2 separate regions of the Homo sapiens genome follow, and region 2 is linked to region 1. Evidence: chromatin loops called from intact Hi-C (ENCODE). Cell type or tissue: Calu3. All regions are shown on one strand. Each heading gives the region's core, and the rest is flanking DNA. Links, peaks and the distances in the headings are about the cores only.

What was found. Peaks named below come from ENCODE experiments on the same cell type or tissue, not always from the same donor. Only the 100,000 strongest peaks of a DNase experiment are listed, where the experiment ranks them.
Region 2: it touches region 1 in a loop (13-fold over the local background); 106 of 110 quality-filtered maps call a loop at or near these places.

What each region holds. Positions count from the first base shown.
Region 1 is chr5:73,787,292-73,800,404 of GRCh38, reverse strand. It overlaps ARHGEF28 (Rho guanine nucleotide exchange factor 28), which reads right to left. Exons shown (of 36, transcript NM_001177693.2): 8 at 5,951-6,003; 9 at 5,014-5,074. Among named protein-coding and RNA genes, the nearest start is that of ARHGEF28, 170 kb to the right of the region's middle. RefSeq lists an enhancer at 3,165-4,364. In Calu3, for the core only: a CTCF peak has its summit at 7,458 (motif pointing right); DNase peaks (open chromatin) are centred at 3,774 and 7,464.
Region 2 is chr5:73,585,236-73,598,348 of GRCh38, reverse strand. No RefSeq gene overlaps it. Among named protein-coding and RNA genes, the nearest start is that of UTP15, 26 kb to the right of the region's middle. In Calu3, for the core only: a CTCF peak has its summit at 7,011 (motif pointing left); DNase peaks (open chromatin) are centred at 6,518 and 7,038.

The DNA.
Region 1 (13,113 bases), core at 2,474-10,473:
TAAAAAGGGGGTTTGGAGGGAAATAAATACTTGTGCATAGGATCTACATTTTCCCTTTCGTCTTATAGAAGTAATCCACATGCTTTATTAAAACATAAACAAACAAAAACAAACATACAACATCATTTTAAGTTACTTTCTATAATGGAGCTTACTTATGGAATATGTCAAATGAATAACACAGGACACGAATTATCTTGTTTTCATGATCACAGCTACGTAAAAAAGAAATGCATGCATGAGAAAAAATGCTGGTAGGAAATATACCCAAATTTAATAGTAACTGCCTTTGGGTGGGGATATTATAGGGATTTCTTTTTCTACTCTTTCTAAAATTCCCAATTTTTCTATTGTGAACATTTATTATTTCTATAATTATAGAAGACTAACATAATTTTTTTCCAAGAGGCTTACTTTGCAAGATACTATGCTTAATATCTTCTCTTGCACTTGCGCCAAGCCCACTCTCTACCAGCCAGACCTGGAAGAGTAGATGAGGCAGCGCTTCATGCCTAGAGCTTCAAAGTACTGAGACTCTCCAAGCAGAAAGGAGGATGCCAGCCAGTGCTATCCTCATGTCCCCTATCACCTATAGGGAGTGTCTCTATCTCCCTATCACCTTCCCTCATAGGGAAAGTCAAAACATGCTCACACAGTTCTTGTTTTGACATGTCAGTTTCACCAACCCTTCATTTTTTCCATCCAAATAGTCATAAGATATTCAGCTTTGGCCAAATAAATTTCATGTCCTCTTTAATCTAATGCAGACCATGAGTGATATATTATTGCAGGAAAATCAGCTTCAGTATGAGTGTCACCACATCTGGTCTGTCACCCACAACCTCACTCACACTTTGACATATTATTCGATGAAAGAACAGGAGCATCATGTTCCAGGAGCTTCTGTAATTCCCCCTGAGACACTGGCATTATGGTTTCACAGTCCTCAAGGAGGAACTTAACATTTAACTGGATATCTTAATTTCTAACCAAAGCCACATAGCTTTATTTTTTCAGATTCAACCTCTTAAAAGTAGAGTTTGCAAGATAGTGTCTAATCAAGCCATTCGCAGCTTTGCTGATTCAGTGATGGTTTATGCATCTTTGTTTGCAATTGGGATTCCAGTTTTACAGCTGAGACTCCCCATCTACTCCATTTCCCACAGGCTGTCCACTTGTTCCTGCAAGATGTTCACTCCCCTTCTCCTTGGCACAACATTTGCTGCTGCCCAAAGGGTCCATTTGGCTCAAGTAAATGGCATTAAATATGATTAAGAAATAGGATCAAAACTTTAAGCAGTTCCTATTTGTTTTTGAGATGGAGTCTCGCTCTGTTGCTCAGGCTGGAGTGCAATGAACGGTGCGATCTTGGCTCACTGCAACCTCTGCCTCCCAGGTTCAAGCCATTGTCCTGCCTCAGCCCCCCAAGTAGCAGGACTGCAGGCATGCGCCACCACGCCTGGCTAATTTGGTATTTTTAGTAGAAACAGGGTTTCACCATGTTGGCCAGCCTGGTCTCAAACTCCTGACCTCAAGTGTTCCACCCACCTTGGCCTCCCAAAGTGCTGGGATTCCATGCATGAGCCACCACGCCTGGCCAGATCCTATTTCTTAATCACGTTTAGTGCCATTTACTTGAGCCAAGTAGACCCTTTTTTTCTTATTTTTGGTATTGACCCATTTCATTTCATCTACCTTCTTTTCTTCTGTTTCCTTCAAATGCTTTGCCATTTTTCCCCATCCTACCTGCCTAGAATATGAAGGAGTCCCACTCTGCACTATGATAGCAACAGAAGCAGATCTTAGCCCTTCAACTGATGATTCTCCCCTTCGACAAAATGCCGACCCCTTACAGCATCTGCAGAGAATGGGGCCATAAGTCCTGCATTAGACATAGATGTCAGCTCCTTGCGGAGCTGGTTCTGGGGCACCGGCTTGGATGAGCTTGCCAGTTGTTACTCACCCAAGACATTTCTCCAACCATCATTTTCAGCTTATAAACTAATGGTAAGTGTTAATTCTTGATGCCCTGAAAGGTCAATAAAACATTACAAAGGATGGGTACAAAAAAAAATGGAAAGAATGAATAAGACCTACTATTTGATAGCACAATAGAGTGACTATACTCAACCTAATCTGTACATTTTAAAATAACTTAAAGAGTGTAACTGGATTGTTTGTAAACTCAAAAGATACATACTTGAAGGGATGGATACTCCATTCCCCATGATGTGCTTATTTCATATTGCATGCCTGTACCAAAACATCTCACGTACCCTAAAAATATATACATCTCCAATGTACCACAACAACTTAAAAAAAATAGAAAACAATAAATGCATAAAACACTTCTAGAAGGAGAAAGAAAACACCACCACAAAGGGAACTTACTCTGTTCTGCCCTGTCCAATACAATAAAATTAGATAATTAAAAATCCGATTCCTCAGTCACATGTCACATGCTCAATAGACGTAGGTGGCCACAGGCTACTACACTGGATAGAACAGCTATAAAATGTGTCCATCAGCACAGAGGGTGCCACTGGAACAGCACTTGTGTCACTGATGAGGCCACATCCACACCACACAATTCTGAATAATACAAGTCAGCAAAGACTTACATATCTATTTATCAGCATTTATCATGTGTTTATCCCACACCATTTATCAGCATTTCCTCAGAGACTGGGCAGAATAAAGCACTTATAAAATAACAAAAGAGGCCAGATGTGGTGCCTCATGACTGTAATCCCAGCACTTTAGGAGGCCGAGGCTGGCAGATCACTTGAGGTCAGGAGTTTGAAGGCGAAACCCCGACTCTACTAAAAATACAAAAATTACCTGGGCATGGTGATGGGTGCCTGTAATCCCAGCTACTCGGCAGGCTGAGGCAGGGGAATTGCTTGAACCCAGGAGGCAGAAGTTGCAGTGAGCCAAGATGGCGCCACTGCATGCCAGCCTGGCTAACAGAGCAAAACTCCATCTCAAAAAATAAAAAATAACAGATAACAAATAACAAAAGAGTGTTGAAGTGGCCTCCAGGGAGAGCCCATTTCCTATTCCAGACTGTGTCTGACCATCTGACTATTGCTCACAGCTTGCTGTCCCCTTCTCTCTCAGGTTCTTTGAAAATCTGTTATAATTTCCTTTGCAAAAACTCAGGGGACTTTATTAATTCAAAAAGTTTAAATGAACCAAAAAGAAAATGCTAGCACAACAAACACTCATCATGGTCCTTTTCATAAATCACTGGACTAAAGTTGTGCTCATTTATCTTTCTCAAATCCTTCACAGACTTAATGATGTTACTGACAAAACACTCAGACGAGGTCAGACTACTACAATTTCCGTAGCACATGCTTCTTGCTCACAAGTTTACAAGTTTGAAACTAGAGTGAGTTTTTAAAACCTGAAATTAAGATCGTCTCAGTGTTTAATACTTTTAGTAGCCTACCTCCCTCCCCCAGCAATTCATCTTAGCAAACATTCTTCAAAGCTAACATTCCCAGGAGCATGATGCAATTTGTAGCTGAGACATCCTGTGTGCGTGAGTAACAGCAATGGCCCTGACATCAGTGGCCCACAACAGCCATCTATACAGAGATGTTTGCTCTCTTTTTGCCTTCCTCTTCCCCTCTTCTGTAAGTAAATCATTACTCTTACCTTAAATAGCAAAAATATTAAGGACGTGTATATTGCTTAGTGTGGGTCTAAATTTCTGTTCCAATTTCAGTAGGGCCACATGCAGCAAGATCCTGGAAACCACCTCTGGCATGTGGCCAAGCTACTAGCAACACCATCAACCAACACCAAGGGTGCTTCCTCCTTGCTCTGCTCTACACAGCATGATTTCCGAATGGTTGTAACTGCTCTGTCGTGTGTTGGCACAGCATACCAACCACACTCCCTCAGCCTCCAGGGAGCCCCATGCACGTGTAGGCTCACGGTGACCCCGTGGGTTACCCACCTTCTCCATTAATCTCACTCTGAGCATTGATTTAGCTTTTCCTGATTTCACATCAGCTTGAGCCCTCAGTCACTACCATCAGCAACACCTCACCCCTTGCAACTTCTAAGACTGTCCTGCCCATGTGTGCCTTCCAGGTGTGTGAGATGCCTCAGCTTCACAGAACCAGAGGAAACCAACTGGAGTGGTTCGTGCTCATCTGCCTCTCACTTGTCAGCCCCAGAGGTCTTCACAGACATCCAGGTGCCCAAACTCAGCCTCTGCTGATAGCTCAGCCTGTATCTTCAAACACCCCATTAGCTTCATTATGCTCTATTCACCTCTAAGTAACTCAAGAGATAGGGCTGGGGTCCAAATTAGCCTTGAAGAAATAGAGAGTACCTGGGAGGAGATTTAGGAAGGGGTCCTCAGGGAGTTGTGAAACAGAATATTGTAATCAGATGAGAATTCCCAGGTCAGAGGGAGGAAATACCTCTACCTTGCCAAGGGTGGAGGAACACCTGGTTCCTCTGAAAGGACACTCACATCAGACTCAAATCCCAGAACAAACATCTGGTCTTTTCCTGAGCTCAGCAGTGTAGATCACATAGGCTCAGCTCCAAGGGGACCCCACTGGGCATCAAAATGGGATTTTGGTAAGCTTGGAGATTCTAGGGCCAGGTGGAATGAAGTTATGAGTCTCGGTTCCACCATCTACTCTCCACCAGTGCTTCAACTGCTTCACCTGAACCTGAGACTGGTAGTGCCTACTTCACAGAAATAACAAGGGAACATATGACAAGTCCAGAGCCAGCTTCTGGCTCAGAGTAAAACTGTTCAGGAAAAGCTTTGATTGCCTTGTTTTTTAGATTGTAAATGGAGTCTCAACCTCTAGAGTCATAGTATTACAAATGATCCTACAAATAAAATTTATCTGGATGCGTTTCAGGAAATAGATAAGGTTACCAGGAAGGAATATTTTATGTTAAAATTTACTTGCTTCTTGTCCACTCTAAACCTGGATCTGGGATGCCCCTACGAGTATAGGTAAAAGCGTTATTTCATACCCAAATCTAGGCTGTGCTGGTCTTCATGTTCATTGTGTTGAACCACCAGGCTTTTGACACGCTGGAAGAGATAAAGTCAGGTGGATTTTTAAAAAATTACATATATGCTACACTAATGTTTATTTTTGTGAACTAGAAAAACAACCTTGGAAAGCATCAATGAAAACATGTTACAAGTATCATCACATGTAAACAGAAAACTAGTCTTATACTTAATATTATTTAACAGCTAAAAGTGAGTAATGAATCTATCCCAAGCTGAAACACACCTGAAAGCTGTACACAGGTTATTTTATTCTCAGAGGACATCTCCCACATTTACTCTTGTAATCACATTGTTGTCAAATATCTATAAACATCAAACTTCAAGTAGAAATTTGTTTTGCAGAATGTATTCAATCATCTTGCATATACAACTACAACTCAGAAAGATAGCTAGGTTTGGTTATAAAGAATAGGGATTAAGAATTTGATAAAGAAAATGGGGCTGGGCACGGTGGCTCATGCCTGTAATCCCAGCACTTGGGGAGACCGAGGCGGGCAGATCACCTGAGGTCACGAGTTCGAGACCACCTTGGCCAACATGGCAAAACCCCATCTCTACTAGAAATACAAAAATTAGCCAGACGTGGTGGTGGGCGCCTATAGTCCCAGCTACTCAGGAGGGTGAGGCAGGAGAATCATTTGAACCCAGGAGGCAGAAGTTGCAGTGAGCCAAGATCGTGCCACTGTACTCCAGCCTGGGTGACAGAGCGAGGCTCCATCTCAAAAAAAAAAAAAAAAGAAAGAAAAAGAAAACAGAATTTCACATTATTCTGAAAGTGACTTGGGGCACATCCTTTTTTTAGTGTTTTTTAAACATTTTTATTACCACTAAATCTTCATTTCTACTTTATGGAAAGACGTGCAAAGAAAGAAGCAGGGAGTCATTCATTACCTTTATATCTTCCTTTTCAGCTGCTGATCTGCTGGACACTGAATTCTTAATCTCTGCAAAAGAAATAATTATCAGGATCTGCTGATGGGAGCTTTTGTTAAGAAGAACAACAACTACTAGCTGACAAGTGTAAATGAGTTGCCCAGGAGCCTTCTGCACAGAGATAGGTTTTTAGATTAGGCCTCTTAAAAATCAGCTCTCCACAGAGCAGAGTGTCTAATAACCCGACTGTCCATACTCTGGTATTATCTGTGTGGACTAAGATGGAAACAAGCCCAGGAGCTCTCACAGGAAATCCTGAAGGGGAAAAAATTATCATTAAATAAATAAATGCCCTTGATTCCAAAGGAAGGCTGCTCACTACCGCAAGTTCTTCAAAATAGCAGATTGTAAGGACGTGACTCGTACCCACCTGAGGAAATCCCACATGTCTATTTCCTCAAATACCACAGATTTCAATATGTTTTAAAAGAGCGTAATTCATTATATAAGAGGTCTGGCTTTTCCTTACACATCACTGAAGGTCAAGAACACCAGCATAGCCCTCAGCTCCAACCTCAGCCCCGGGCACACCGGGTGTCCTCTTTCTGAATAAAGGGTTTCCTGGAAACAGTAGTGGTCAGGATGTACTGGGATGAAGAAAAAAAAAAAAAAAAGGTTCACCCAAGGCAGCATTTTTATCTGTGGTTTAATTGATTGGTTCTGTTCCCAAATACTCAGTTGCCCTTAAACAAGAGCCGCTATTGTCGAAATAACCACCAAGAACAGGTTTGGGCCTGGGGAAAATTAAAGCACTCGATATCCCTAGCAAGGACATATGACTGAAAGTCTCTACCCCAGATTTGCATTAACATACAACATTGTGGGGTCTCACTCCTTTTCTGGAATCTCCACATCCCTTCCCCCACAGCCCTGCTTTATGCTAATCCTGGGGAAACGCCTGAAGTTTTCCAGCAGGTTCATTACCTAGACCTTCCCTATTCCGTTTTGTCACTCCTATTAATTTATCTAATGCCCCAAATCTGCAGGTGGATTTATTCAAGCTCTTCTCACTTCTGGGCAACAATGCTAGGAGTTATCATCCATGTTTATGCTTAGAAAATGTATAAGGTATTCATTTATATGGCTCTACATGACAAATCATAATAAAGATGACAAATTACAAGGATGGAGCTATAAGTAATAAGATCAGGATGGAGCAGAGAAACCAACAATCCTTGTCTTGTGTTTCTAAAAATCTGGACAACAATAACTTTGAATTTGCTTTGCAGAAAGCAAGTAATACTACATTTGCATGCCACAATAGTATATTGCTCTTGAATTTATAATGCATATTAGCTTCTATGATTAAACCAACAAGGAAATAACCAGCGAACAAAGTAATAACCCCAATTTTGTGTGGTCATGTCAACTGATCTCAGCAGGGAATGAGGACAAGATCATAGTGGACACCCAGCCCAGGCAGCTTGTGTACACAGCATCCCTGCCGGCCTTTAAATGCACATCCCACAGAAGGCCTCCAGGTGGCAGCAGAGTAACATTGCCAGAGGTAGGAATGTCAAAATGGGCTAATTTCACCCTTCAAGGACCTGCTTTCAAGTGCCAAAGTCCAAAACACATAGTTAAAATTAGCATTTTTGTCCCACTACATAGATGCAGAAAATTGATGTGAAGCACCTACCATGGTATTTGGCACATTATAAGTGTACAGTAGGGATTTGGTTTGGTTTTGAAACTCATATACTCAAACACTAAAAATTGGGATAAGTAGGAAAGAAACCACAAAGGCGTTAAAAAAAAAAAAAAAAAAAAGAAGGGAAGGATAACCTGGACCAGAGTTTCAACAGACACATCTGCACAGACATCAAGAGTCACACCCTTTTACTTTGCCTGTTTTAGGACATTCATTCCTTTAAAGTCATCTCAGCCATAAACTCTTAAATGATCATTATATTGCATTCCTAAAGAATTCTGTACATACAGCATTTATTCGGAAGAACAGTACACATTTTATCCAGATTGCTAATGGAAAAGGCAATCTCATCTGTTAGTGAAGTTTGCAGTTACAGAGGATGTGTTCACACCTGGTAGTGCATTTAGGTTCCAGCTTCCTTTCCCTTCTCAAAAGGCCAGTGAACTAGTTTTTATAGCTTGCCATGCCTACGTTTTTCCGTGTAGTCCAGTGCAATTTTTTTCACTTCAGAACAAGTACCACAAACTATATTAAAATATATGTCTTCATTAAAAATTGTACCTCATCATTTAAAAAATAACTTAAATGTAGAAAGTCTTTATCCAAAAATCATTTAAAAATATTAGTGATACTGTGCTGATTCCAGATAATAATGTATCTTTAATTAACCTAGAACTAAACAGAACCATATCTTAGAGCTTTCAAAGAATTTGGCATTCATTCTAATGGATTAATTAAATTGCTCTAGGAGAGTTTCTGTTAAATTAGTAGGATCCTTTTACACTAACCCACTGTACCACCAATTACACAGTGCAATCAAACCACTCATTGCTATAGCAACCTTTAGCAGATAATGGTATCAGTAACTCTACCTATTCTGTTTTAAAGGCCTATTAATCTTGCCCTCAAGCCCACCCAGAAGTAAGGATTACTCCTCTAAATCAGACTTGCCAAACTTGATAAACATGGTTTTTGTTATTGCCAAACTATAATGGAACAAGAGATAATCTCTAAGACTTATGTTTACTAGTGACACTGCACCAGTGAACAGGGTTAAGTCGCTGTAAGATTCATGCCAGTGTCTCATTAAGAAACAGATTCGCCTAAAAAACTCACCTCTATGCACATGTCTTACTGTCTTATTTTGCAAATGAGACCACAGAGTCTAGACTTAAGCAAATAAAAAAGCTTACAACCAAAAACACAGGATGCTCAGTATTCTGATTTTAATCACCATTTGGATGTGGCAGAAGAATCGTGGTCAGACGCAGCCAGACCACCAGTGTTGTCTTGTTAACAACCAAGTCCACCACTGGCTTACATCTACAGGGTAGTGTCAAAAGCACAGGTGGAAAACCAGGATCATGCTCTCAGTTTGCTCTGCCTGCCCCCACAAATGTCAGAAAAACACCCTGATGGTAGTGTTCATAGCAGCCTCTGTGCCTCTCTGGCATACATGGTGGGTAGTTCATAGTCTTTGAATGAATCTTTTTTTCTCAATAGGCTGTAAATTCTGGGAGAGCTGGGACCAGATCGATTTCCGCTCAACCCTTGTATCCCCAGCACCAAGCTGGGTGCTTTGCACTTAACAGGTGCTGAATAAATGCTTCTCATCTCCACCTACATCTGGTGGCCCAAAATATACATAGCTGACAAGATGTGGTGGATGGTTAGACAAGCTGTGGATCAGGACAGAGAAGGAAAAGTTGTTTACTTTTTAGAATTAACTAATTGAAACACTTCCAATACTGGCGCTATTTTATCACAACTTCTGAACTGCCAGATTCATAGACAGATGAATCCTTTTCTCCTTACTTCCTCCCACCCTTCCAGCTCTGTAAGTCCAAAAGCCAACCCTTTTCCTCTCCACTTAGTAAGTATTGCTGTTTCACTACTAACTACTGCACCTGCATGTGTTGCTACAATGTTTTATCCTAGTGTACAAATTCAATTCACAATGGCCAGAGAATTAAAATGGCAAAGGCACTTGAGAGACTACTTGCCACTCTTAATTCAGAGACTGTTGTCACACTTTGAAAGTTTGTTTCAATATCCCAGTTATTCCTTTTTTTTTTTTTTTCCTAAAAGTGGGACTACTAATAAGAACTTTCATTTTGCCTGCTCGGTATAAATATGGACTGGGAGCAACAATGAGGCACTTATTTACAGAAATATCAAAATGAGACTTATCAGTGAGTGAGAGCCCAACATTCCACTCAATTCAACAAGCTCCACTGGTCCCTACTGAGCAGCAGCTGGGGAGAAGAAACCAAGATGGAAGAAATCCTTGGCCTCAAGCAACTCCAAAATGTGCTCCTTGGCATATCATTTTTATATTTCTATTCTATATTGTTTCAGAAAGAATTTAAGACATCTTCTTTAAAATACAGGTTTTTTTTCATTTAAATTACTTGTGTTTCTTTTTTTAAAGACAAAAGTAATTATTTAAGACAGTGGAGAAGTCCCTCCTCTTACACAGTTTTTTTTGTCTGGAGGTTAACATATGATCCAATTCTGGCCAGAGTCTTAATAGAAACTTTCCTGGCACCTCTCCAAAAAAGGCTTCTATCACTAATAGAAAAAAAAAAAGTTGCAGGGCAAAAGGATCTTTTTCCATTGCTCTTTTTGTCTGAATAGAGTTCAATGAAGAAATGATTTTGGAGCCACAGTAGCCCTCTTGCAACACCAGACTGCTGCAGGCCATTCTCCATGGTGTGCCTACTCTTACTGTGAAAACTTTTCTACCGGATTATCTTTTGAAGGATGGTTTTGTGGCCAACAGTCTTGAAACCGAGAAATAGTGTTTCCCCTGGGGATGAAGGCAGATTTGTTTTCAGACCAGGGTAGTAAAGATAACAGCCTCTTCCAGTGCAAGGGTTGGGCAGGCTTGCTAGCAGTCTCCTTATAAGATTTGGGATTTCTTAGTTTGGGGTTCCTCAGCTGTGACACAAACTGAGTGTGTGTGCAGCATCTATCTGAGCTGCTCACAAGGCTCCTGGGGGACTTGCTGGGCAAGGAGAACCAATGTGAACATGAAGCCCATGCTGCAATAAAGTCTTTTGTATCAAAAAAATAAATAAAATAAATAAAAACTTGGAAAAAAAACTAAACAAAAAAATCAATATAACTACCATTAAATGTTGGTATATACTCCCCCATATATGTTTTTATGACAGCTTTATTAAGGTATAATTCATATACTATACAATTCACCCATTTAGAGTATACACTTCAATGGGTTTTAGTATATTGAGTTCTGCAACCATCACCATAATCAATTTTAGGATATTTTCATCACTCCAATGAGAAAACCCCACACGCATTAGCAATCGCTCCACATTTCTCCCCAACCACCTCACCATCCTCCTTCCACACCCCAGCCCAAGGCAACCACTAATCTATTTTCAGTCTCAACAGAATTGCCTATTCTGGATATTTCATATAAATTGAATTGCACAATATGTAGTCTTTTGAAACTGGATTCATGTAGCATAATGTTTTCAAGATTCACCCATGCCGTAGCATGTATTAGTACTTCATTCCTCTTTACTGCCAAATAGTATTCCATTAGATAGATAGGTAGATAGATAGATAGGAGGTATCTACTTTGTTTTGTTTATCTATTCCTCAGCTGATGGATATCTGAGTTGTTTCCACTTTTTGTCTATTATTAATAATGCTGCAATGAACATTCTTTCAAGTAAAAGTTTTTGTGTAGATACATGTTTTCATTACTCTTAAGTATATGCCTAGGAGTATAATTGTTGAATCATATAACTCCATGTTTGATAAATTTTTATGATACAGATTTTTACATCTCCTGAACCCCCACCCCTGCCCACCATAGAAATCTCTAAAGCAAAGAATTCAATTATGGAGAGAAAGTATCCTCAGCCCCAAAATTTGGTTGCAATTATCAATTACACAGAAGCTCTAAATCATTATACAGTTGATCCTTAAACAAGACGGGTTTGAACTGCATGAGTCCACTTTTATATGGATTATTTCCAATAAATATATTGGTAATTTTTTTGGAGATTTTTTGACAATTTGATAAAACACGCAGACAAACCACCCTTTCCTAATCCTCCTGCTCCTCAGCCTACTCAATGTGAAGACAACAAGGATGAAGACCTTTGTGGTGGTCCAGTTCCACTTAATAAATGGTAAATGTATTTTATCTTCCTTATGATTTTATTAAGAACATTTTTTTCTCTAGCTTACCTTATTATACGAATATAGTATATAATACATGTAACATACAAAATATATATTAATCAATGGTTTATGTTATTGACAAGGCTTCTGGTCATCAGTGGGCTATGAGTAGTTAAGCTTGAGGAGTGTCAAAGTTACACATGAATTTTTGACTGTGCAGGGGATTGGTGCCCCTAATCTGAGTTTTTCAAGGGTTAACTGCATTTTTAAATTGAAGCCAGGGCATAATTTTCCTAAGTTAATCAATGGCTTGAATAAAATTAAGCAAGTCATCTTTCAAAGACATAAACAAAATTCCATTTTTACCAAACTTAGATTCTACTTTAACTCAAGAAAGAAACTAACCTTTAGCTATATTTTCAAGTAAAGATCACTGCAATTCTATTAGAATACTTAGTTGAGTTTAATACTTTTTTTTCTCTCTAGGCTGCTTATCTGACTCAGCTAGAATAAAGTATCTCAGATATGAGCCAAATGTGTTGCATCTAGGTGAGCTCTGGGGAACCTCTGAGTTTTGAGCTCAAACATACAGTGGGTTTAACCAGATGATCTCTAAAGTTCTTTCCAAGTCAAACTATGATTCTTTAATCCTTTGATAAACTAAGTGGTGAGGAGAATTTTTATTTCTGTGTGAGAAAATACTGATTTTTTATAATAATATACAAAATGAGTATCATATCATCATGATATCCTATCCATATCATGGTCCCTTTAATGATGGAGACTGTTCTTTCCTGTGACAAGGAGAAGAAAGAGGACTGGCAAAGTCAGTCACTAAAGGAAATACAGAAAAGGCTGAATTGCTCTGTAAAATGCAGCCATAAAAAAGAGTATGAGTTCATGTCCTTTGCAGGGACATGGATGAAGCTGGAAACCATCATTCTCAGCAAACTAACACAGGAACAGAAAACCAAACACCACAAGTTCTCACTCGTAAGTGGGAGTTGAATAAAGTGGACACAGGGAGGGGAACGTTACACACCAGGGTCTGTCAGAGGGTAGGGGGTAGGGGATGGATAGCATTAGAAGAAATACCTAATGTAGATGACGGGTTGAGGGGTGCAGCAAACCACCATGGCACGTGTATACCTATGTAACAAACCTGCACGTTCTGCACATGTATCCCAGAACTTAATAATAATGATAATAATACTAAATGAAAGCAACAGTTACAAATCATTTCCTAGGGCTGCGTATGATTTTTGTTGAAAATGCCAAAAATACCCTACTTCTAGGAAAACAATATTTTCAA
Region 2 (13,113 bases), core at 3,247-11,246, 200 kb after region 1:
GTTTTTGTTTTTGAGATGGAGTCTTGCTCTGTTGCCCAGACTGGAGTGTACTGGTGCAATCTTAGCTCACTGGAACCTCTGTCTCCTGGGTTCAAGTGATTCTCCTGCCTCAGACTCTGGGGTAGCTGGAATTACAGGTGCCCACAAAGCCCCGCTATTTTTTGTATTTTTGGTAGAGACAGGGTTTCACCATATTGGCCAGGCTGGTCTTGAACTCCTGACCTCAAGTGAACCACCCGCCTCGGCCTCCCATAGTGTTGGGATTACAGGCGTGAGCCACCGTGACTGGACTCAAGTTTTTCTTTATTGACCAAAGTTGGGAAATAAATACCTATGTCTTTAACCTCAATTAACTGATGGTGAAACAAAATTCACTGAACGTTTTTATCAAGAAAATATAGACCTATTCTAAAAGCAGCAGTAAAGGTAAACAAAATAAGGATGATGGAAGTGATTCCAGAGAACAGGAAAACCAAAGAGTTCATTGAGTTTTCCTCCAAAATATGATCCCTCGTGTACTGAGTTCAGCTTTGAGGCTATAATTGAGGGTGGAATACTAAAACCTCAGTTTATTAGCCAAGAGTACATCTCCACAAATACAATTTATTGTGTATTTGTGGAGATGTACTATTAGCTAATAAACCAATGAAACCATCAAAACTTAGGCAGTATTCAGGTGCAAAATATAAAGAGGTTTAAAACCAAAAGAATTATTTGAAGGAAAGAATACTGAATTAGAACAGATGTTCAACATTTCACATATAAACATTTAGTGTTTGGCAGGATTTTAATATAAAAAAAACTAAGCTCAAAATACAATGGATGTAAAGATTAAATAATAGGGGAGTTAATAAGCTCTCTTGTCACATTCTTGACTTTAATGGGAATATTTCTAGTATTTCATTATTGAGCTACTATAGATTGCATGTCAGGGAAATATAAATCTCTTCTTATTTTATCAGGAACATCAAATTTGCATTCCTGAAATGAATCTCAGCTGGGGGTATATTATTCCTACAATGTATGCCTGAAATCTTTTCCTTATTAAAGATTTTTAAAATTAGTGTTCATAAGTAAATGTAGTCCACAGCTTTCTTGTGTGGGAGAAGAGGAGTGCATCAGTCAGAGTAGGCTAGGTTATGCTGTGATAACAAACAATCTCAAAATGTTAGCAGCTTACAGTAACAAAGGTTTAATTCTTACTCATGGTCTGTGTCCACCATCTGCTGTGCCTCTCTTCCATGCCATCTTCCCTCTGGAATGAAGTGGATAAAGCAGCTTATCTGACACATTGGTGGTCATCATGGTAGAGATAAGAGAGACATGGTGAACCATGAACTCTATTTTAAAACTTCTGTTTCTAAGTGGCATAATGTCACTTCTGCCCTTATTTCATTGACCATTTGGCCAAGGCAAATTGGAGAACTACTCTTGGCTTCAACAGGATAGGGATAAGTAATCCAGCCACAAGGGGGAGCATGTCAAGTCCTAAAGACAGGCCAGATGTCAGTGGGATGAAGGCCTATAATTAATCCATCCCCCAGGAGGGACAATAAATATTTTGAACAATAGTGCAACCCACCACTATAGTACAACATACCAAAAACAAATTTTTCAGGTTTATATTGTGTTTTGCTGGCTTTAGAAAATGACGTTGGAAGTTTTTTTCTCTAAGTCCTAGACCAGTTTAAGTATAATTAGAATTTTATTTTCCTTGAAAGTTTGGAAGAATTCACTAATAAAATATTTGAGTTCAGAGCTTCTCAGATTACCTTCTCAATGAATTCCCTGGTCAGTGACCATTTTCAGTTTTCTGTCTCTTTGGGAATTTATTTTATTTATTTATGTTTTTTAAAACAGCATTCATGTAATCACACTTTTAAAATGTATTTCTATAAAGTTTTATCAAGTACTCTTATAAATTGTTTAAATTTTCTCTGCATCTATGGTTACTTCCTGTTACTTCTTTCTGATTGTGTTTAATTTTTATTAAACTACACAGTATAGAAATATCTATTTGCAAAAATAGGAATGTTGATAGGAACAGTAAGAGTGCCTGCTCCCACAGTTATCATGAAGATTAAATAAGCTAATATACGTACATTAGTGAGAACAGTGCCTTAGTAAGCACATTATCAGTGTTAGTCATCATCATCATATTATTTGTAATTTTCCAGTTTTGATCAACCTTATACTTAGTAGAATTATACATTGTTCTCTTTAAAAGTTGATCATAGACTCCTCTCATTAATGATTACTCCTCTCATTAATGATTACTGACTTATGCTACCTTAATTAACTTGCAATGTACTCATAAGGTAAGTAAATCAAACCACTGAGTTATGTTTAAGTTTATGGGTAATAATTTTATAGTAAAGAATCACGTGTAAACTCATAGTCTTATATTAGAAATTATATAATGAGGAAATTCACATATGCTACTGTCAATAAATTTCACTGTGAATTGTCTATTTTGTTTTTTCTCAATCTTTATTATAATCTACATCTACTCCCACTGGCAGATAAGAATGGGTTAGGCAGGCTGGGTGCGGTGACTTACAGCTGTAATCCCAGCACTTTGGGAGGACACGGCAGGCAGATCACCTGAGGTCAGGAGTTTGAGACCAGCCTGGACAACATGGTGAAACCCCATCTCTACTAAAAGTACAAAAAATTAGCCGGGCATGGTGGCATTATATATCTGCAATCCCAGCTACTAGGGAAGCTGAGGCAGAAGAATCTTTTGAACCTGGGAGGCAGAGGTTGCAGTGAGCCAAGATCAGGCCATTGCACTCCAGCCTGGGCAACAAGAGGGAAACTCCGTCTCAAAAAAAAAGAATGGGTGAGGCAGGTGAGACATAAAATATTTTATTCTAAATGAGTAACAGTAAAAGAAAGTCTGGCTACTGCTTTCAACTTTTTTCCTATAAAGAAATCACTTTTGGCCAGGTGCAGTGGCTCACACCTATAATCCCAGCGCTCTGGGAGATCAAGGCGGGCAGATCACTTGAGGTCAGGAGTTTGAGACCAGTCTGGCCAACATGGTGAAACCCCATCTCTACTAAAAAAAAAAAAAATACAAAAATTAGCCGGGCATGCTGGCACGTGCCTGTAATTCCAGCTACTTGGGAGGCTGAGGCAGGAGAATTGCTTGAACCCGGGAGGCAGAGGTTGCAGTGAGCCGAGGTCACGCCATTGCACTCCAGCCTGGGCAAAGAAGCAAGACTCCATCTAAAAAACAAACAAAAAATTGCTTTTAACTCATGTATTTTTAAGTCGTGTTTTTTAAACATTTTGAACCACTTTATGAATATATTTTTTATATGAGTCCAATACCTCATAACACTGCTTGTAGAAAATTGCCAACTCTCATTAAATTAACACAGTATATAGATATATATGTGTGTGTATATATATATGTGTGTGTGTATATATATATGGAATGTGTGTGTATATATATATGTGTGTATGTGTGTGTGTGTATATATATATATGGAAAGCAGTGGCATGAGATCGGCTCACTGCCACCTCTGCCTCCCAGGTTCAAGCAATTCTCCTCCCGAGTAGCTGCCATTACAGGCACACGCTGCCACCCAATTTTTATATTTTTAGTAGAGATGAGGTTTTGCCATGTTGGCCAGGCTGGTCTTGAACTCCTGATCTCAGGTGATACACCCACCTCGGCCTTCCAAAGTGCTGGGATTACAGGTGTGAGCCACTGCACCTGACCAAATTAACACAGTTTATATTTTTAACTTTCTGCTCAGTTAAGTCATCACATACTCCCACCTGTAGTTAACTACAGTCTCACACAGTAGTTAATTTAAATAAAGGAAAATCTGCCATAATAAATATGTTTCGAGACATAAACAACGTTATTTAAAATGTCTAATATAACACCAATGAGGGAGTGGGAACTGGCATCTTACTTTATGAACAAGTGGTTAGTGGTTATTATCTTATTATATTTTGTTTGTTTGTTTGTTTTTGTTTTTGAGACAGTCTCACTCTGTCACCCAGGCTGGGGTGCAGTGGTGTGATCACAGCTCTCTGCAGCCTCAACCTCCCCAGTCTCAAGTGATCCTCCCACTTCAGCCTCCTGAGTAGCTGGGACTATAGGTGCACACTACCACACCCAGCTAATTTTTTGTTTATTTTTGTAGACATGGGGTTTCGCCATGTTGTTCAGGCTGGTCTCAAACTCCTGGGCTCAAGTGATCTGACTGCCTTGGCCTCCCAAAGTGCTACGGTTACAGGCATGAGCCACCGTGCCCAGCCCAGTATCTTACTTGTATGTACTGCAATTATATCATTTACTTTCAAAATGCTTGTAAGCAGTCAGTCCCAAGTCAGTTATATTCTTTTACGTAAATAATTTATTTAGAAAACATCCTTTATAATAACATAAAAAGAAAACTTTAACTTAACCCTTATCCAAGTGATTCAAATGATGTTAGTAATCAGGTCAACTAAGAAAATACTCCCAACTGGTGCAGGGCAAGTAGACTTTCCATAATCACAAACATGTGAAAAACACAGTAAGTAAGTAAGACACAGTTCATATATCATTGTATTTATTCTCACAACAATCCTGCAAGAGAAGTAATATTTGCCCCATTTGACAGATGTTGAAGATGAGGCCCAGAGAAGCTAGGACTTACCCAAGATTATTATAGCTCTGTTCTTTCCATTAGTCTACATTGTTGAAAAGTTTAATTGAAATAGAATGTTGGGAGATAAAAGATCTCTACATGAAAACTACAAAACACAGATGAAAGAAATTGAAGAGGATACAAACAAATGGAAAAACATCCCGTGCTCATGGATTGAAATAATTAATATAGTTACAATGACCGTACTGCCCAAAGCAATCTACAGATTCAATGCAATCCCTATCAAAACATCAATGTCGTTTTTCACAGAAAAAGAAAACACAATCCTAAAATTTGTATGGAACCAAAGAAGATCATTAATAGCCAATCCTGAGCAAAAAGAACAAAGCTGGAGGCATCACTCTACCTGATTTCAAAACATATTTGTCACAAGGCTATAGTAACCAAAACAGCATGGTATTGGAATAAAAACAGACATGTAGGCCAAAGGAACAAAATACAGAAGCCAGAAAATAACTCTACATATTTACAGCCAACTGATTTTCAACAAAGCTTCCAAGAGTATTTATGGGGGAAATGACATCCTCTTCAATAAGAGGGGCTAGGAAGATTAGATAACCATATACAGATGAATAAAACTGAACCCCTATCTCTCACTACATACAAAATCAACTCAAGACAGATTAAACACTTAAACATAAGACCTGACACTATAAAACTACTAGTAGAAAACATAGGGGAAACATTTCAGGACACTGGCCTAGGCAAAGATTTTATGGCTAAGACCTCAAAAGCACAGGAAACAAAAACAAAAATTGACAAATGGGACTATATTAAACTAAAAAGCAAAGGAAACAATCAACAAAGGGAAGAGATGATCCATTGAATGGGAGAAAATATTTGCAAACTATTCATCCAACAAGGGACTAATATCCAAAATATGCAAGGAACTCAAACAACTCAACAGTAAAATAACAATCATCATCATCATCATCATCATCATCCCAGGAAAAAGTGGACAGAGGACATGAATAAACAGAAGACATACAAATGGGCAGATACGTTAAAAAATGCTCAACATCACTAATCATTAGGGAAATACAAATCAAAACCATATTGACTTATCATCTTTTACCAGTCAGAATGGGCTATTACTGAAAAGATAAGAAATAACAGAGGAGAAAAGGTAACTCATATACACTATTGTGGGAATGTAAATTAGTACAGCTACTACGAAAAACAGTATGAAGATGTCTCAAGAAACTAAAAATAGAACTAACCTACAATCCAGCAATCCCATTGCTGGGCATTTATCCAAAGGAAGAGGAATTTGTATATTAAACAGACACCTGCACTCCGTGTTTATTGCAGTACCATTCACAATAGCAAAGATATGGAATCAAGCTAAGTGATTATCAACAGATGACTGGATAGAGAAAATGTGCTATATATACACAATGGAGTACTATTAGGCCATTAAAAAGAATGAACTCATCATTTGCAGCAACATGCACGGAACTGGAAGTCATTATGTTAAGTGAAATAAGCCAGGCACAGAAAGACAAGTATCACATGAGATAGAGTAGAATGATATATAACAGATGCTGAGAAGGGTGTGTCAGGGGAGAGGATAGGGAGATGAAGAAAGGTTGGTTAATGGGTAAAAACATACAATTAGATAGAAGGAATAAGTTATAATGTTCAATAGCAGAGTGGGGTGACTATAGTTAACAACAATGTATATTTCAAAACAGCTAGAAGAGAAGACTTGAAATGTTCCCGACACATAGAAATGATAAATCCTTGAAGTGATGGATACCAGAAGACCCTGACTTGCTGGGCACAGTGATTCATACCTATAATCCCAGTACTTTGAGAGGCCTCCTGGGGAGGATGGCTTGCAGCCAGGATTTCAAGACCAGCCTAGGCAACATAGCGAGACCTGGTCTCTAAAATAAATAAATACATAATTAACTGGGCATGGTGATGCATACCTGTAGTCCTAGCTACTTGGGAGGCTGAGGTGGAAGGATCACTTGAGCCCGGGAGTTCAGGGCTGCAGTGAGCTATGATCACACCACCGCACCCCAGCCTGGACGACAGTGTGGACCTGGACCCTTTCTCAAAAAAAAAAAAAATTCCCTGACCTGATCATTAAACATTCTATGGGTGCAACAAAATACCACACGCCACCCATAAATATGTACAAAGAGTATATACCAATTTAAAAAAGAAATAGAACCTTGGTTAGATTTTATTTCCACATTTCTGGTATCTATTAATAACTATAATTGAACTTTCAAAGCTACTTTGTCAACACAGTAATAACCAAATATCTTGGGTTTATTCTGTGCCAACTCTGATGACTCTAAAACACCAATTCAGGGGAAGAGCTGGGGAGAAAGCAGGCTTCTTGTGGTTTTTCAAGATAATACTGCCACCTGGTGGACTAATGGTGAACTGAGGTAGGTTGTCTAATGCATGATTTCAATTTTACCTGATTAAAATTCTCAATGGACAAGAAGGGCAGCTTCCAGAAACATCTTTGCTTTGAGTTGTGTCTCAGGCAAAATGATATAATAATAATTTCATGTTGTGCATAGTAACAAAACTGCTGTTTTCATATAAATTGCCAACTAGATCCGATAAGAATTCATTTACTCATTCAACACATATTTACTACCAGCTGTTTATTGTGGATAAAGTCAAAGACACAAAGGTGACTAAGGACTTGCTCTATGTTTCTAGAAAATAAGATGCTATTCCTGTAGTGGTTGAGAATATGTACTCTTGAAGCAGATGCTTGAGTTCAAATCCCAAATCTGCCACTAACCAACTGTGTGACTTTGGACAAGTCACCTAAACTTTCTACGTCACCTCAGTGTCATTATGTGCAGAACTGGACTAATCACAGCTTCTCGTGCAGTTATCAGGTACTCTGTGGAGTGTTAAGTACCGTGTATGCATGAGAAGGAGGTCTCCAGGGTGGACAGCATCCCTTGTAGATGAAGATGAGCAGCAGGGATGAGGCATTACCACACAAAGACTTTGGGGTGGGAAAACAAAGTCTTGTTCTCTGGGGTCAGAATAATCCATGTTGATTTATTCTAGCATACTCCTCAAAACACACACAAACTTAGGCAAAAGCTTGCTCAATGCAGAATTGCTTGTGACTGCAAAAGACTGAAAACTACCTAAATTCCCATGAATAGGGGACTGGTTAAACTGATTATGGCACAGCTGTATAGTAATATAGGAGGCCAGCATAAAAAAGAATGATGTAGAGCTGTCTGTACTGAGATGGATCAACCACTAATACACAATACGTGGAAAACCTGAAATGCAGAACAGAGGTATAGTGTGATCTCATTTGTTTAGAAGTGAGGTTGTGCATGCACATGGTTAAAGATGTGTAGAATATTTGGGGGAGAATATTGTGTGGATTGGCTCTCTTACCTTCTGCTCCATCCTCCTCTGCTCTATCCTCCTTCTAGGATGTCTTCAAAACTGTAGAGCTGGAAAGCTAAAAGCCATAGTTCCCACATTCCTTTCCAGATAATGCCCTGGATGCAAAATTGGGCTCCTCCAATTAGATATACTAACATGATATGAAAGTCAGGAATGAGCGGAAGGCCAGCTTCCTGCTTGTTACTGTCAGCAAGCAAGGAAAGGAGATGGGGAATGAGATGCAATTGTGATGAAGTGACCCAGCTTGCCAGGGTATATCCTCTGGCTTCATGATGGCAGGAGCAGTAGCTTTTTGCTCTCTGGAGCCATGCTCTTGAACAGTGGCTCCATCTGGAGCACTCCCTCCCTCCTATCCCTATTCTTCTAGCCCTTCCAGTGATTTCATAAGGACCTACTTCCTGTATTAAGTCCCGTCTACTTTAGCTTCCTAGAAGATTTCTATTTCTAGGACAACTGAACTTTGATTATTACAGCCGTTTAAGAAACTGGTAAGAGCCTTGTCATGGTTAGTATCATGTGTCAACTCGACTGGGCTAACGGATGCCCAGATAGCCAGTAAAGCATTTACTGGGTGTGTCTGTGAGGATATTTCTGGAATAGATTAGCATTTAAATCAGGGAACTGAGTAAAGATCCCTGAGTAAAGATCTCTCACCAATGTGGGAGTGTAACATCCAGTCTGTTAGGACCTGGATAGAACAATGTGGAGGAAGGACAAATTCACTCTCTCTTCTTCAGCCAGGACATCTATCTTCTTCTATCCTTGGATGCCAAAGCTGCTGGTTCTCGGGCCTTCAGACTTGAACTGAATTATACCACCACCTTTCCTGGTTCTCCACCTTGCAGGTGGCAAATCATGGAACTTCCCGGCTAATATATATATATATAATATATATATATAAAATATATAATATATAATCTGACTATATATATATATATAATCTCCTATTCATTCTGTTTCCCTGAAGAACCATAATATAAGACATTACCTTAGAAGAAAGTGGGCTGAGATCCAGAAGGAATGGAGATTTTTTTTTACTCTATTATATATACTGCTTTGTACTGTCAGAAAATTTTTCTATGTGTGTATTTTTTGAGGCAGTTCTATGCGTACTGATAGGGAACTATAGCTACAGTATGTTATTACTTTTTCCAAACAAAAAAAACAGAGCAACGTGAACAGCATTATATATATTATGCTTCAATTACATTGGGGAAAATCTATATAGAGATATATCTATACCTATTCAGATATATATCTAAAAGTGTATGTTTATAAATGCCTCCAGATAGGATAACTGGGTGACTAGGGGAAAGGATGAGAGAAAGACTTATCACTGTCTACTTTGCACTTTAGAATTTTATGCCCGGTCCATATGTTGTTTATTTAAAACTATATTGTTAACTAAAATGAGAAACTAGTAAGTTTTAAAGGAACAATCCATTTTGGCCAAAGTACATGCATCTTGTTGGGGATTATTGGGATGTAAGACCAAAATAAAAATGTAGGTTGGAGCTTGGCAAGACAAACGAGAGCAAGGAAGATCTCACTATGCTGGCATTTGCTTCTCTCTATCCCTGGAAGCCACTGGGAATGGTCTTTCCATAGTCCCAACTGTGCTGCTCCCTCCCTACTCGACCTCCCCAAAATCTAAGATCTCTCTCAGGGAAAGTCTCAAGCTTTTCAACTCAATCTCCCTCCCTTTCTCTCTCCCTGCCAAGGTAAAGAAAATTATCAAAAGCAAGTATATGTTGAGGGCTGGGCTTTTTAATAAACATTACTGAGTTTCAAAAGCAGAAACTCTCTTCCCCACCTCCCAACTCTCTCTTACCTGGTTCATGTTCAAAAACAAAGTCCACCGTTAGTCACAGTGCTTACATTTCAGTGCATTGACTAAAACATAGACACATTATAATGGAAATAATTCAGGGGATTCCCTCTTTTGATTAGAGAAGGAAGAAGAAGGGAGAGAGGCCTGACGATTCTGCAAGCATTAGGTATTCCTCCAAAAAAGAGGAGGGCAGCCATTGAGGGTGGTAGGGTGTCAGCAAGGAGGCTGAGGAAAACAGAAAGTCTGCAATGGCCACAGTTTGCCTAGAACTCACCCTGCTGTTTCACTGTATCCTCTTCAATCTCAGTTTCAGTGTGCAGCTGCCTGTACTCTATTTAGAGAGGATGTGAGTTAAGCATTTCTAGTTAGAGTGGTGAGAGCTTCCAGGGCATGGTGGTGGCTATCCTCAACATGAGAAGTCTCAAGACATCAGAGGGCTGCTTCATTCCCCAATGTTATCACAGCCCAAGGACCTCAGGGCACACAGCTTATGGCCTAGAAACATCTGTTAAATGAATAAACAGAAGAATGCCAATGTGTGTGTACGAAGTACGTTGCTGCCTCAGCATCACCCAAGACTACTGAGGTGAGGTCCCTCTCCTCCAGCCTGGTCAGGGGAGGTAGCACATGGATGGCAGTCCTAAAAGACCTCTCCTCAGACCCTGAGCTGCTAGAGAAAATGCCTGGGGAGCTGGTGCCAAGCAACAGGGCTGGAAGAATCAAGCCATGGGAAGAGTTTATGAGCAAGAATCAGTGAGAGGAAGAAAACTCAGGGGCAGATCTGGGGCAGTCAGGGCCAGGGAACTAAGTTAGAAACAGATGGGCCAGAGCCAGGAAGGACCAAGCCAGTGGCTGCGTTGGCAGATAAAGTAGCTGCCAGATGAGTACTTCAGACCAGATCAATGAAGTGGACTCAAGTCTCCAGAAAGAAAGAGTTTGCACTTCTCCAAAGGTCCAAGGCTGTCTGGTAGAAACTTCTCCAATTACGGAAATGTTCTGTATCTGTGTTGTCCAATATGGTAGCCACAAGCCACATGTGGCTATTTTCAGCCATCTCAAAGTGTGGCAAAGTGACTAAGGAACTGAATTCTTAATTTTAATTAATTTTAAGATCACTAGAAAACCCTTAGTAGGGCCAGGTACGGTGACTCATGCCTGTAATCCCAGCACTTTGGAAGGCCAAGGTGGGAGGGTCAGTTGAGCTCAGGAGTGGAGACCAGCCTGGGCAATAAAGTGAGACCTCGTCTCTACCAAAAAAAAAAAAAAAATTAGCTGGGAGTGGTGGCGTGGGCCTGTAGTCTTAGCTACTCGGAAGGCTGAGGTGGGAGAATCGCTTAAGCCTGGGAGGTTGAGACTGCAATGAGCCATGATCGCACCACTGCATTCCAGCCTGGGCAATAGAGCAAGACCCTGTCTCAAAAACAACAACAACAAAAGCAAAAACAACAGAAAACCATTAGGAGAAATTGCTCAAGACTTTAACTCTGTACCAAAAGCACAATGACCCAGCAGGAATCCCTGCCTCTATGTTCTCAGGTCAGAGTGGAGAGTGGCTGGATGTTTGAACTGTGTAAACAGATGCAAAAACAGTTGAGGAATAAACATCGACTGAAAAAATAAGTGGCGACAGGCTCTGAATCAGAATCAAGATCTCCAAAAAAACCAAATTTCCAACCGAGGATAACATCATAAGTATTTCAAGCCAAAGACCCTTCTACGTGGAAGCTGCCTGAGCTAAAGCGAAGGATGGAAGGAGGGTTTGGTCGTTTCACCTCCTACATTATCACTTCCATTCAGTTGCCACCATGTCCTTTTAATTCCCCCTGACACTGTGATAGACTGTCTCCAGGGAGTGATGAGATCAAATGTTTCTGAAGACCACTCTAGCCATGATACGGAGGATGGACTGGAGGACTGCTAAGCTGGAGGAGCTGTAAGGCAGGGTGCTGCAGAAGTCCAAAGGAATTGGGGCCACAAAGAGATGGCGATGGGAATGGAAAAACAAAAGGACATCTAGGATGTGGCAGCTGAGGGTTATGTTGAAAACTGCTTGAATATGGGAGGAAGAGAGAGAGCAGAATGAGGATGAGGCTGTCTCAAGCAATGATAAATGGTGCAGGTTGTAAAAACAGACTACGTGAATCCAAATCCTGTTTTGTTGTTGTTGTTGTTTGTTTTTCACTTACAAACTGGGTATCTGGAGTGAACTTAATCTGTTTTCCTGTTTCTGTAGAAGTGATTGCCCCTCTATCACCCGCCACAGCACCTGTGTGGCAGGTGTGAAGAATGGTGCCCAGAATTCTACAAGCTCCTGGGGAGAGCTCACTTCTCTCCCTCCCTCACACCCAGCATCTACCTGAAGATGATCAGGGCTGTCATCATGCCCTCTAACCCTCTTTATGCCAGTTATTGCCACAAGAAGCCAGGAACCCTAGATCATGCCTTATCTCCTAGACTCCATACATCCTCTCTTGTGGTCCCATTTCTATCCTTCTCTAGCTCATAAAACCCTTTGCCTCTGCCCTCTGGGTCTCACAGTCATCAGCAACAACCCTCAGACTCTCAACCTCGTGTTGACATTCTCTCCACGCCTTTGATCTGAGCCTTGGCTCTCTGCTGAGGACACTGTTTCTTCTGCAGCCCTCTCCAGTGCTGCTGATGGTGTTCTCATATCTCCTGTACAACTCCTAACAGTTGTATAGGTAATCCTCAATGCTGTTTCCAGACCATTCTCCCACCTTCCTTCCCAAGAATGCCTCACCACTGAATCTCATGTCATCTGACTATATCCCTAATACCTCCCACCTTGTTGGTCACCACACATCATGAGACCTATCATGTTTTCAACTTTTTAGCTCCTGGCTTGCTGTCACTCTTTCAAATACTGCTGTTGTCATAATGCTTAGTTCTCTCAACATCTTTCATACCTCTGGCTCGCTATCTCTAGTAGGCAAACCGCAACTCTTCAACCACACACAGACCAACAATCCATTGATCCAGGTGTTCTCACTGTCCTCAATCCCATGTGGCCTCCTTTCCATACTTACCCAGCTTAGCTTCCACGCTCTATCATTACAATCACTCCTTTGCATCAATCTTAACACTACCTTTGTCCCTGCCCAGTTATGTTGCATTCACCTACAAAAACCCCACTGCTTGTTAAATCCGTATCTCAGTCTGTTCCACATCTGCCTCCTAATA